2 separate regions of the Homo sapiens genome follow, and region 1 is linked to region 2. Evidence: chromatin loops called from intact Hi-C (ENCODE). Cell type or tissue: Caco-2. All regions are shown on one strand. Links, peaks and the distances in the headings refer to the core of each region. The heading gives the core; the rest is flanking DNA.

Region 1 (4,407 bases), core at 135-4,134, 73 kb after region 2:
TCTTTGGATTGTCCTGTTTCTATGCCCAGTTATAATGCCTTTGTCTCTTAGGACTTAATAATGTCTCCTGGCTCCAGTCAGCTCCAATTTCTTAATCTTTTCAGTGTTGTCTGAAAAAGCAGCTCAAAGGAAATTTCCACAGCAGAACTTGACATCCTGTGCAATACTAAAACCAGACAAATAGATGACACTAAGAGACATGTGTGATCATTTTTAAAGAAAGAAGAACAAGTGAACAAATCCCAAAGCCAGCTAATTACAATCCCCTGAAGAGCTTTTTTTAAAAAATGCAGGTACGAAAGACCTACCCCACACCTACTATTTCAGAATTTTGAAAAGAGTGGCCTGGAAAGCTGTATAGTTTTAAAGTTCCTGAGGGAGTCTGATATTCAGCTATAGGTTTGGGATTTTCTGGAGATGGTAATTATGAGTTAAGAAATCTACTAAAAGCTGAGGAGAGCTCAGTGAGTAGATTTAGACTTAAACAACAGAATGCTGAACCCCTAAAATTTTTTTTGGACCAACATAAAAACGAAAAGATAAATATATGGGACACACAGGATAAAACTCAAACCGATTTTTAAATCAGGCTTTCACTCATGACAAAGAAATATGAGGAGATTCATTTTCTGGTTTGTATAATTATGAATCATATTTTAAGATATAGGCATTTCTCTTTGTTACTGTTTTTTGGTAGAGACAGGGTCTGCCTATGTTGCCCAGGCTGTTCTCAAACTCCTGAGCTCAAGGGTTCCTCGAGCCTTGGATTCCCAAAGTGCTAGGCGCTTCCTAAGAGTCTATGTTTTGTCTGCTTGGAAAACAATCTAAAATGCTAACATCTATGCAAATTTCTCATTAGAAATAATGATTTAAAAAAATCATGTCGAGGGAATGGGTAATGAAATAAGGGCCCCCTAAAGTTTATGCATCTATTCCACTAAGTGGAAGACTGAGAGCATAGTTTCGTGGAAACTGAAAGCTTGATCTCCTTCACCTGATATCCAGGACAATTCTCCCTCACACACAACCTCCCTGAATCTTGCAGAATGTAAATGATGACCTTTTGTCAAAACCTACAAGAATAACTTTTTGTAACAGAATACTGACATATCATAAGAAATTAAAGTAATTCAAACAAACATGAAAAGGGTCTCACAATACACACGGCACATACAAGTCTCCACAGCCAACAGAAACCACAAGGATGGAGAAGGGTCACTGCACACTGCCTTTCATGAGTGACCACATATCCCACACACTGCCACATGCTACACTGATCCAAAGAGAAAACCTACACAATACTAAACATATTAACAAGGCTGCTACGCAGTGAAATGCTGTGTAACTCAGGCTATGGTATATGCATTTTGGTCCTAAGTGTATTGGTAAAAGGTATGCCTTTGGCTCCTCCCATCTGCTGCCCACCTACTGACAGATATAGGGCCAGGTCAAGTCCTTATTTACTCCCATTAGCATTTAGAAGCATTATCCTGAAGAAGAGCGAGTCCTTAGATACTCCCATTAGCATTTAGAAGCATTATCCACTCCATTTTATAGGAGAAACTTGAATTCACAAAACAGATGTCCAAGAAAACTCAAGAACACTCAAAACGAATTCAGGAAGCTAAAAACTGAAAGATAATCTAGGATGTGAATAAATAGAATAGAAAAACTTAAATATTTTTGTGCTAAAGTAGATCTGAATTTTTTTCATACTGCAACACATTACCTAACATTAGTTTCTTTCTCAGTTAATTTCTCTTGCACAAAATTCTATTAAGAAACCCTGTTTACTCTATAAAGATATCTACTTACATTTTAAATTATAGAATAACTCAAAATTATCTCTATAGCAAAGAACAGATAAACAAAACATTCTCATACTTTCTGGAAGAGCTTTCTGAAATCCTGAGTATTATAAATCTCTGAAATGTACCTGGATAACACTGTGAAATTTGGCAATAAGGTAGAAAAACATTTATAACCTCAATTGAGAAATTAAAGTTATTAAAGAAGTTAAAAATATAATTTAACACTAAAATTGTTTGCATATTATAAGGAATTACATGAAGTAATGAAGAAAATGTCAATACATAGGGCAAATTTTACATAACCCAAAGACATAGATGTGATAGTTTGTGGCTCCTCACATCTTCCCAAACATTAGTCATACACCCTACCTTTGCCTACCAAAATGCCTAGTGTTCTACAATGACAAACCCTTTCAGTTATGGTATTGTCTTCAGAACTCTTTCCCTGTGAAACTTCCTACAACAGGTTAATATATAAACCCCTCAGTCCTTTGAAGTATGTAACAGCTTAACACTAGCTCAACTGACTGATAACCTGCTCCCAAAAAAGAATAGGACGCATCAAGTAATAATTTTCCTCGTTTAGAAATTGAGCGGGGCACATAAAAGAGAAAAGAAAGACAAACAAGAGAGGGCAGCCAAATGGTTGTAGAAAGGAAGGAAACAAGAAGAAGATGGAGAATAAATGGGAGTTCTTAATAAGATGCTGAGATTGGAAATTCTGCTCTCCAAAGGGAGACACCCCAAGAAAGTGACACACAGATATTCTGGCAGTAGATCAAAGTTATTCAATGGCCCCGGGGTAAAATGATTACTTATTACTGAAACCAACTAGTACCTATTACATAAATTAGTTTAATAGTGCTCACATCTTACAAGCACATTTTTGAATTAAAATCTAGTAGGGTATAATTAAGTCAAAGATTACTTTTCTAGGAAAAAGAGATGCATTTTATGCTACATACACATGGAGCACAGAAATTCATTCTCACATTATTCATTGTTTAAGTCTAAAGCCTTTCACATCACTTCTCTATGACTACATTCACCCTACAGTTTTCTAAATACATGCAAAGAGGAAACTTTAAACTTTTTTAAAGCAATAACTGCCTCAACTTTTATTTAAAGGGACTAAGTTCCAATTTGGTGTTTATTCAAACATCCAGTAATTCAATAACTCAGCAAATATTTATTGAGAACCTACTACATACCTGTACTCCTACAGTGATGGGGGAGACAAAAAGTGAGATAAACCTAACCTTAAATAATGGTTTAGTGATATTTTGGGAAAAGTACACCTCATTTTCCAACACACTGTAAGTTAAATGGAGACATTTTGAAAGGAATGTTCAAATACAGTTATGATTGAAGAAAGTAAAATTTTCTTTTCCTATGATCTTGGTTTGTAAAACAGTACACTTTAGCCAACAGCTATGGCTGCCAAAAATTAGATGACAAATCTAAAGCAAGCTCAGTTGTATACATATAAACACACGAACGCTTGCATGCTCTTGGGGACATACACACTTACTCCCCTACTCACCCACTGGGGTGTTGCATATTTCACAGAGCACAATTTGCCCAATCAATACACTGCAGGTCACCAAAAACTTTTTTTTTTCCCTTTTAAACAACCATTCAAAAGTTTAAAACAGTTGAATTTTAACATTATTTAAACATTTTCCTCCATAAACCTTCTTAATTTTCATTTTGGCTAATAGGATGTGGTGCAGAGCACTCCCCACCAGGTAGGAGCTGTGCAGTGTTACACAAAACTGTGTCTCTCCTTAACCTCCCACTAAATCCTTCAGTCAGTAAGGTTGAGTCACAATTTATCACTCAAAAAGTCTTTGTTTACATGCAAATGTATTTAGTTTTCATTGCAATTAATTTGCTTTTGCTTTTCAAAACTGTCCCTATTAACAAAGTAGTGCTGTTTATCATTACCACTATTACTAATTTTTCTTATTATTAGATTCTTAAATTTTAAATTTTATCAGTTGGTATTTCTTTATCCACTTCTGCTTTTGTTTTATTTGTTAACCAAAGTGTGACTCTTGAAGGAATTTGATAAATAAGTTAGAAAAATGTTTGCTTCTAAGGTAAATAATCAATGAAATTTAATTAAAATGACTTACTAAAAGGCCTTGACAGCATCAGAATATGTAATTTTGAAACTTTTGTTTTCATGAAATGTCTTTTTTCTTTTTTTCTTTTTGAAATGGAGTTTTGCTCATCACCCAGACTGGGGTACAATAGCACAATCTCGGCTCACTGCAACGTCCGCCTCCCAGGTTCAGTTGAGTCTCCTGCCTCAGCCTCCTGAGTAGCTGGGATTACAGGTGCCCACCATCACGCCCGGCGAATTTTTGTATTTTTAGTAGAAACGGGTTTCACCAAGTTGGCCAGGTTGGTCTCAAACTCCTGACTCAGGGGATCTGCCTGCCTCGGCCTCCCAAAGTGCTGGGATTACTGGCATAAGCCACCACACCCAGAGCCTAATTTTCAAACTTTTAATCTTATGAATGTAATAACACATAATGTAAATGTCTAAATTTTAATTACTGAATTAAATGAAAATGTATACCTCAGTATC
Region 2 (4,407 bases), core at 229-4,228:
GGAATGCCATCAATATTTAAGGCAGAGAGTCACATGATAAAAACTGTATTTTGCAAATAGCTAAAATTTATTTTAGGGACTTCATGTATATTAACCCTCACAACTGCATAAAGAAGGTGCTAGTATTTATCTTAAAGGTAAACAACAACAACAACAACAATAAAAACCCAAAAAGCATACAGAAGTAAAGAGACATGGCCAAGATCACACAGCCAGAGTGTGGAAGAGTCAAGATTTAAGCCCAGTCTCACTCTAGAGCTCCCTTTTTCACCACCATGCAATCAAGTTCAGCAATTTATCAATTTGTGGCTCATTCGGCTGAGCTGGAAGGGCCAATGAGTAAATGGATTGGTAAGGATTAGGCAGGAGAATGCTCCTGTTCACCTGTTTGTCAAGCATTCCGCAGCTTGATGGTATTTCTCTATTCTAAGCCATCTTAATACTTTCCCATGCTCTGTGTAGGTATAAAACACTGCTGTCCTGTCTTATACCACATCATTGTATGTCTCTCTTGTTAAGACTGCAAACTGCATCTTTGAAATCTCTGTAGTGTCTAGTATCATTAGACACTCAAATTTTAAAGGAAATCATTAGGTCCTTGTGGTAATGGACTTTGGAAAGTTATTGAATCTAAAGGCTGCTGTGCTGACCAGTGTGGGATGAAGTTTTCATGAATTCAAAGTGAAAAAAGAAAATACAAGGACTTCAAAGTCCATTTTAATAAAGCTGATTTTAATATTCTAATAGTTGAAACTGTAGGTACAAGAAGTCACTTTTTGTAATACAATGTTATTAACTGTAAATGTGTGGTTTTGTTGCTGTATTCATCCAATGGATTCTTCCCACACAGCTGCACAGACAAAACCAACTCACTGAGACTGTGCTATAACAATAGAGAAGGAATTTTATTAATGCAAGGCTGGCCACACAGAAGATGGGAGTTATTACTCAAATTAATCTCTCAAAGGCTTGGAGTTTACGTTTTTTGTAAGGATAATTTGGTGGGCAAGGGTTTAGGAAATGGGGAATGTTGACTGCTTAGAGGTGAAATCACAGGTGTGTGGGAAATGGTCCTCCTGCACTTAGCCTCTGAGTAGGGGCCATAGGATGGGTTGCACCACTACTGTGGGTCTGGGTGGATTTAGTTGGTGGTCAAAAATGCAAAAATGTGAAAGATACCTCAAAAGGCCGATCTTAGGTTCTACATAGTGATGTTATCTATAGGAGCAATTCAGGGAAGTCACAAATCTTGTGACCTCTGGCCATAGGACTACTGAACAGTAAGGGGTTACAGAAATTATGCCTACATTTTAGCAGAATGTTGCAGGAAGTCAGGGACCTCGAATGGAGGGACCAGCTGAAACCATGGCAGAACATAAATTGTGAAGATTTCATGGACATTTAACACTTCCCCAATCAATACTCTTATAATTTCCTATGCCTGTCTTTTATCTCTTAATCCCGTCATCTTCGTAAGTTGAGGATGTATGTTGCCCAGGACCCTGTAATGACTGCGTTAACTGCACAAATTGTTCGTAAAGCATGTGCGTTTGAACAATATGAAATCTGGGCACCTTAAGAACAGGGTAACAGTGATTTTCAGGGAACAAGGGAGATAACCTTAAAGTCTGGCTGCCTGTGGGCCGGGCAGGACAGAGCCATATTTCTCTTATTACCGAAAACAGGTAAGATAAATATCACTGAATTCTTTCCCCAGTAAGGAATATTAATAATTAACAGCCCTGGGAAAAGAATGCATTCCTGGGGGGGGGGGGCTCTAAAATGGCCACCCTGGGAGTGTCTGCCTCATGCACATGTAGATAGGAATGAAACATGCCCTACTCTCCTGCAGCACCCCCAGGCTTGCTAGGATTAGGAAATTCCAGCCTGGCGAATTCTAGTCAGACCGGTTCTCTGCTCTTGAATCCTGTTAAGATGTTTATCAATGACAATGTGTGCACAGCAGGACGTGGACGTTCATTAGTGATTCTAGTTTCACCCTGACCTTGTGATCTCGCCCTAACCTTGTGATCTCACCCTGACCTTCTGCCTTGTGATCTTTTGTTGCCCTTAAAGCATGTGATCTCTGTGACCCACACCCTATTCGTATACTCCCTCCCCTTTGAAAATTGCTGGTAAAAACTTGCTGGTTTTACGGCTCAGGGGGCATCACGGAACCTGCCGACATATTATGTCTCCCCTGGACATCCAGCTTTAAAATTTCTCTCTTTTGTACTCTTTCCCTTTATTTCTCAGACCGGCCAACACTGAGGGAACATAGCAAAGGACCCACATTGAAATATCGGGGGCTGAATTTCCCCCAATAGCAGAACTCAGGCCCCTCTCACAATCCTAATCTTGTGGCCTTTCATTAGTTTTACAAAGATGGTTTTTAGTCCCTGAGAAAGAAGGGGTTTAGTTTTAGAGAGGGACTATTATCATCTTTGCTTCCAAGTTAAACTATAAACTAAATCTTTGCCATGATTAGCTTGACCTATGTACAGGAATGAACAAAGACAGCCAGCCTATGAGGCTAGAAGCAAGATAGAGTCAGCTATGTTAGATTTCTCTGTCATAATCTTTGCAAAGGCAGTTTTATTGTTGTTGCAATGGTTAATTACCTTTCTTGGCACACAAAAAAAGTACAATATCTGACCTCTGTTTTTATTTACTAATCCATGAATTCCAAAGATTTGAAAAACACTCGTTTAAACAATCCCATTTCTTTACCTATCAAATGTGAAGAATCACAGCTTAAAACTAATAGCAAATAATCTGTTTTATCTAAAAAATAAATTTTGTTAAGAAATACCTCTAGACCCTTATCTATAAACTAGGAGACACTTGCTTTCAAAAGATCCTTCCAACTTTTCTAAATCCCTTATGATTAATCTAAACCCCTCATATCAAATCTAAAGCCCTTAGACCAGGCCAGGCATGGTGGCTCATACCTGTAATCCCAGCACTTTGGGAGACCAAGGTGGGTGGATCACCTGAGGTCAGGAGTTCGAGACCAGCCTGGCCAACATGGCAAAAGCCTGTCTCTATTAAAAATACAAAAATTAGCCAGGTGTGGTGGTGCACGCCTGTAATCCCAGCTACTCAGGAAGCTGAGGCATGAGAATCACTTGAGTCTGAGAGGTGGAGGTTGCAGTGGGTCGGGATAATGCCACTGCACTCCAGCCTGGGCAACAGAGTGAGACTGTCTCAAAAAGAAAAACAATAAAACATCTAAAAAACTAGAAATACCATTTGACCCAGCCATCCCATTACTGGGTATATACCCAAAGGACTATAAATCATGCTTCTATAAAGACACAGGCACACGTATGTTTATTGCGGCATTATTCACAATAGCAAAGACTTGGAACCAACCCAAATGTCCAACAATGATAGACTGGATTAAGAAAATGTGGCACATATACACCATGGAATACTATGCAGCCATACAAAATGATGAGTTCATGTCCTTTGTAGGGACATGGATGAAATTGGAAATCATCATTCTCAGTAAACTATCGCAAGAACAAAAAACCAAACACCGCATATTCTCACTCATAGGTGGGAATTGAACAATGAGACCACATGGACACAGGAAGGGGAACATCACACTCTGGGGACTGTTGTAGGGTGGGGGGAGGGGGAGGGATAGCATTGGGAGATATACCTAATGCTAGATGACAAGTTAGTGGGTGCAGTGCACCAGCATGGCACATGTATACATATGTAATGAACCTGCACAATGTGCACATGTACCCTAAAACTTAAAGTATAATAATAAAAGAAAGAGCTCTCCGGTCCGTGCCTCCAAGATGACAAAGAAAAGAAGGAACAATGGTCGTGCCAAAAAGGGCCGCGGCCACGTGCAACCTGTTCGCTGTACTAACTGTGCCCGATGCGTGCCCAAGGACAAGGCCATTAAGAAATTCGTCATTCGAAACATAGTGGAGGCCGTAGCAGTCAGGGACATTTCTGAAGCAAGCGTCTTCGATGCCTATGTGCTTCCCAAGCTGTATGTGAAGCTACATTACTGTGTGAGTTGTGCAATTCACAGCAAAGTAGTCAGGAATCGATCTCGTGAAGCCCGCAAGGACCGAACACCCCCACCCAGATTTAGACCTGCGGGTGCTGCCCCACGTCCCCCACCAAAGCCCATGTAAGGAGCTGAGTTCTTAAAGACTGAAGACAGGTTATTCTCTGGAGAAAAATAAAATGGAAATTGTAAAAAAATAATAATAATAATAAAAGAAAGAAAAAAAACAACATCTAAAAAAAAATAAATAAAAATAAAAATAAAACCCTTAGACCAAATATAAAGCCTTGAACTGTCTATGCCTTCTTACATCCTGTTTTAAGAACTGAGATGAGTCTAGACCCAAATGAATACAAATGGGATTTGAAAAGCAT

Evidence for each region. A loop is a pair of places that touch in the nucleus more often than their neighbours do. Peaks named below come from ENCODE experiments on the same cell type or tissue, not always from the same donor. Only the 100,000 strongest peaks of a DNase experiment are listed, where the experiment ranks them.
Region 1: a loop joins it to region 2, with 4 times the contacts of the local background. A loop is called at or near these places in 3 of 110 quality-filtered maps.

What each region holds. Positions count from the first base shown.
Region 1 is chr7:122,750,467-122,754,873 of GRCh38, forward strand. The region is part of intron 1 of CADPS2 (calcium dependent secretion activator 2); the gene reads right to left. Among named protein-coding and RNA genes, the nearest start is that of RNF148, 50 kb to the left of the region's middle. In Caco-2, for the core only: no CTCF peak of the experiment used is centred there; no DNase peak of the experiment used is centred there.
Region 2 is chr7:122,677,503-122,681,909 of GRCh38, forward strand. All of the region lies in intron 2 of CADPS2 (calcium dependent secretion activator 2), which reads right to left. It also overlaps the pseudogene RPS26P31. Among named protein-coding and RNA genes, the nearest start is that of RNF133, 19 kb to the right of the region's middle. RefSeq lists an enhancer at 1,679-2,235. In Caco-2, for the core only: no CTCF peak of the experiment used is centred there; a DNase peak (open chromatin) is centred at 1,859.